Regions from separate parts of the Homo sapiens genome. Here region 2 is linked to region 1. Evidence: chromatin loops called from intact Hi-C (ENCODE). Cell type or tissue: Calu3. All regions are shown on one strand.

Evidence for each region. Hi-C counts contacts between places; a loop is a spot of excess contacts. Peaks named below come from ENCODE experiments on the same cell type or tissue, not always from the same donor. Only the 100,000 strongest peaks of a DNase experiment are listed, where the experiment ranks them.
Region 2: it touches region 1 in a loop (2.2-fold over the local background); 2 of 110 quality-filtered maps call a loop at or near these places.

What each region holds. Positions count from the first base shown.
Region 1 is chr19:51,552,223-51,554,722 of GRCh38, reverse strand. No RefSeq gene overlaps it. Among named protein-coding and RNA genes, the nearest start is that of ZNF175, 18 kb to the left of the region's middle. In Calu3, no CTCF peak of the experiment used is centred here; a DNase peak (open chromatin) is centred at 1,352.
Region 2 is chr19:51,656,042-51,658,541 of GRCh38, reverse strand. No RefSeq gene overlaps it. Among named protein-coding and RNA genes, the nearest start is that of SIGLEC14, 10 kb to the right of the region's middle. RefSeq lists an enhancer at 1,324-1,433. In Calu3, a CTCF peak has its summit at 1,421 (motif pointing right); a DNase peak (open chromatin) is centred at 1,411.

The sequences.
Region 1 (2,500 bases):
TTTGGTTGCATCCAAACTCTGGTTTTCCATCAAATCAAGGACAAATCAGACTACTTTCATTGAGAAATGACAGAATGAGAGAAATCATTTGTTTCACCTAAAGCTCACAAGGACTTTTGAACTAGAATGTGTAAGAAACTCCCACAAACCAATGAGAAAAAGGAAAACAAGCCAAAGTAAAAGTATGCAAAGCACATGAATATTAATCTGCTAGTATGGAAGCATGAGTGGAAAACAAGTCCACGTTGAGATGCGCAGCCTCACTGGTAGCTGAAAAAAAATCAAATTAAACAGAAATGAGATACTTCTTTACACTCTTTCAGAAAATCAAGAAGGCAAATAACAGCGAGTGTGGCAAAGATATGAGTAAATCGGGACCTTTGTGTTCTGATGGTGGGAGTGCAGTTTGTTGAGGCATTTTCAGAGCTGGCAATACCTATTTTGTGAGCTGAATGTGCTCGCTGTGTGATAAATCATTAAGCTGTACACTTAATGATTTGCATCCCTTCTGCATGACAGTAAAAAATTCTTAAGCTATTATTGTGTGAAGTAGCTAGGAAAAATGCATACAATATGATGCAATTTACATAAATGCCAAAAACAGTAAAACCTAAACTTTGATATTTAGGGATGCATATTTTGTCGGTTAAAAAAATTGTATTATTCTCCAAGGTAAATAATAGGAGAAGACTAATATCTTCACAAAAAGCTTAGACACATTGTTAAGGAAAACCCCAAAGCCCCTCTGCATAAACTCTTTAAATAAATAATTCACAGAGATTAATTTAAAAATTGGGTCAACAAGGCTGTTTATAATCACATCTTTGAAAAGTAAGGAAGGGAGATTATATTATTTATCTAATCTTGAATTACCAAAAGTGAAAAAAAGTCTGTCATATTGGGCACTGTCATGCATGGTCAGGAGATTTAAAGGAGTATGGCACTTTTGGAAAATATCCTGTTGGCTTCAAATGGAATTGGGGTAATCTTCACCCCTCCGTATTGTATCAACGAGAAATGCACTTTACTGTGAGTCTGTTGATTTTCAGGGGCTTTAACAAATAAGATTTTTTTTTCATGCAACAAGAGGTCTACAGATGAGCTGCTGCTGGCTTTGACCCAAAACATTCCTGGGGTAAAGAAGGAGCCGGGAGGGGCACAGAGGGAAGTCCAGCCCATACAGACCCACAGTCGGCCCCTCCTTAACTTCCTCCCTCTTGGGCGGCCCAATCCTGTGACTCAGCTGTTTTGCCGGCTGGAGACCCCGATCTGGATCCTATCTAGTCAGACTCCTCTGCATAGCCCAGTCATTCCTAAACCAGGGACACAGTCCTGCTTCAGCACCAGGGACAGCGCCACTCTCCCTGATGCCTGTGGCTCGCCAGGACCAAAACGTGTCTGGATGTGCAGCGAGAGCCACCAGCCTCTTTGCGCGGTCCCTGATGGTAGACATGGGAGAGAACGGCGCAGGATAGGAAAACCTCCCAGTCTGTGTCTGCCCTTCTCGGGCTCTCGGTCACGCCCAGGAGATGGGCCCTTAGATCACTCAGAGAGGGAATCTGCACATATCCCTGGTTTCTTGCCTCTTAGGACAGACTCCACCCCCGGGGCCTTCAGGAATCCCTGTCTAATTGTGATAAACTCCCTTCGCCTCCCCCTCTCCCTCCTCCTCCTTCTCCTCCCCCTCCTCTTCCTCCCCTCCCCCTCCTCCTCCTCCTTCTCCTCCCCCCCTCCTCTTCCTCCTGCTCATCTTTCTCTGTCTCTCTCCCTCTCTCCTACCCCTTTCTCTCTCTCTTCCCTGCTTCTTCGTCTATCTCAGTCTATGTCTCTTTTCACCTTCTTCCCCTTTCCCCTCTTCTGTCTTTCTCTCCCTGTCTCCCTTTTTCCTGCCTCTCTACCTTTCTTTCTGTCTCAGTCTGTTTCTAGTCTCTTTCTTTCCCCCTTTGCCTTGTCTGAGGGCAAAGGGAATGTTCCTGTTGAAGGAAAACTTTCTCTCTCTCTCTCTCTCTGTCTGTCTGTCTCTCTCTTTCTCTATCTCTTTCCCCTCTCCCTCTCTTCCTCTTCTCTCTTTTTCTCTCTCCCTCTCTCTCTCTCTGTCTCAATCTGTGTCTCTTCCCCTCTCCCTCTTCTTCCCTACTCCTCTCACCTCTGTACCACCTCCGACTGGTACTCGTACCCAATTGGAGCTCTGGAGGACAAAGAACAAGACTCATGGTCCTTTTCAGTCTTTAGCTTTGTGCCCAATCCTAAAAGATTACATATATATATATATGTCATATATCATATATATAATATATATATTATGTATATATGCTTCAGGATCTGTAGGCTAAATGGAGGAACAGAATATCAGGCAGCTGATGGAAGCATGGTCTTTGGAAGTGATGGAAGACATTCAAAGTGTTTAGGCACACAAGGGATCTTACTTAGATTGAAAAAAGAGTCCCGTGAGCTCAGAGATGGGGAGCTGTCCATGGGAGACCTAGCAGGCTATTCATTT
Region 2 (2,500 bases), 100 kb before region 1:
GCTGGAGTGCAGTGGCACAGTCTAGGCTCACTGCAACCTCTGCCTCCCAGGTTCAAACGATTCCTCAGCCTCAGCCTCCTGAGTAGCTGGGACTACAGGTGCGTGCCACCACGCCCAGCTAATTTTTGTATTTTTAGTAGAGACAGGATTTCACCATGTTGGCCAGGATGGTCTCGATCTCTAGACCTCGTGATCCTCCCGCCTCAGCCTCTCAAAGTGCTGGGATTACAGGTATGAGCCACTGCGCCCAGCCCTGCTGCCTGTCTTTTAAGGACCCTTGCAATTACATTGAAGGTCCACTTAGGTAATTCAAAATGATCTCCCCATCTTGAGAATCTTAATCACACCATCAAAGTCTCTCTTGCCACAGGTCACATTCACAGGTTCTAGGAATTAGGGTCTGTATAGCTTTGCAAGTCATTATTAAACACGCTGCGATTAAATATCCGTCTTTTAGGGGACCTGTGCCTCTGGGTTATGGCATTCACAAGTGATTCTCAGCTTCTCTCCATTCATTTCAGGTGAGACAGGAAGTCTAGAATGTGCCGTGCTGGATTCAGGAGAAAATCTCCTCCTCCTCGTTCCTCCTTCTCCTTCTTTTTTTTGAGATGGGGTTTCTTGCCATGCTGACCGGGCTGGTCTTGAACTCCTGGCCTCCAGTGTTCCTCTCAACTCAGCCTCCCAAAGTGCTAGGATTACAGGCACGAGCCACCATGCCCGGCCAGGAGAAATCCCTTCTTCCAGGTGGGAGAAGGTACCAATAAATTCTTTATCCCTGGAGAATAGGCCTGTGTTGGGGAGAATGCTCTGGGTATACTTAACAACAGTTACTCTTCCTTCTCCCTACCAGGGCTATGGGCTAGGGGGCCTTTCTGGGCTCTTCACTGGTAGAGTTACTGGAGGTAAAATCCACGAAAGTGTGGGGACTCCTAAGACTGACACCTGTAGAAATTTATCATTCTTGAGCTAATTGTTACCCAGCCTGCAGCAACTTGTCAGAATTACCATGCAAATGTCTTCACCAGTTAGTGACTCCAGCAGCTTCTGCCCTGTGTAAATGGATCTCATTAGTAACTCTCTGGATTTGCCAGTGTCTCCAGACTTGGGGATGGTAATTCACTGTGTTACTGCAGTTCTTTAGACGTGTCTAAGAAAAGCTGTTGATTCTCAGTTTGTTCAGCCTTTTCTTGTTGTAAGAACAAAAGTGACAACTTCGAAGTTCTTCTCATGTCCGAGCAGAGACAAGAAGTCTTATTCTATTTTATTTTCCTTCTTCTTCTTCTTTTTTTTTTTTTGTTGTACATTTCCGTTGGAGGCTTGGCCTTGCGCATTAATACTTTGGGAATGTGTCTCTTCAAGTTTAACGTCTGTAATGTGCCAAAAATGCTGAGCTCACTGGGTCCAGCAGGGGGAGCCCTTGGGCTTTGGTTTCCTTTTCTTTCTCAAGGGAGCTTGACCTCTGCTGATGAGCCAAAAAGAGAGACATCCGATATCTTTTGTTTGGTAGGTCCAGTGCCCCTGAATCAAACCTCTGCATGGTCAAGGCAGTTACGGCAAATGAGGGAAGTGGATTTGTGTAAGGAAAACAACTGGGCAAGTATTCCGACAAATCGCACCTGGACTTTGGCTTTAGTAGAGGGAGATGATAGCACATGGTGGGGAGTGCGTCAAAGTAAAGGTGATTGGTTCTTGCTCAGCCTCGGCTGATCGCTACATGTGAGGATACCACATCTTCCTATTTTCCAAGAAAGTCGGGGCTTTCATGTCAGTGTGAGATTGTCTTCCAATTTTTTCTTTTTCTTTTTCTTTTCTTTCTTTCTTTTCTTTCTTTCCTTTCTTTCTTTCTTTTTCTTTCTTTCTTTCTTTCTTTTCTTTCCTTCTTTCTTTTCTTTCTTTCTTTCTTTTTCTTTTCTTTCCTTCTTTCTTTTCTTTCTTTCTTTCTTTCTTTCTTTCTTTCTTTCTTTCTTTCTTTCTTTCCTTTCCTTCTTTCTTTTCTTTCTTTCTTTTTTTTTTTTTTTTGAGACAAAGTGTCGCTCTGTCTCCCAGGCTGGAATGCAGTGGCATGCTCACTGCCTACCAAATAGCTGGATTTACAGGCGTGTGCCACCACACATGGCTATTTTTGTATTTTTAGTAGAGACGGGGTTTCGCCATGTGGGCCAGACTGGTCTTGAACTGCTGACCTCAGATGATCCGCCCACCTCGGCTCCCAAAGTGCTGGGATTACAGGCATGAGCCACTGTGCCCGGCCCAATATTTTAGTGGTGTAAATTAGTTAAATATTTCCAAACCATCCCAGTCAAACAAAATGCGAAGAGGAGCCAGACCCTGCCTGCTCACTGGAAGCCAAGTCAAGGGGAGAGGGACTTTTCTTTTCTTTTTTTTTTTTTGAGATGGAATTTCACTCTTGTTGCCCAGGCTGGACTGCAGTGGTGCGATCTTGGCTCACTGCAACCTCTGTCTCCCAGGTTCAAGCGATTCTTCTGCCTCAGCCTCCCAA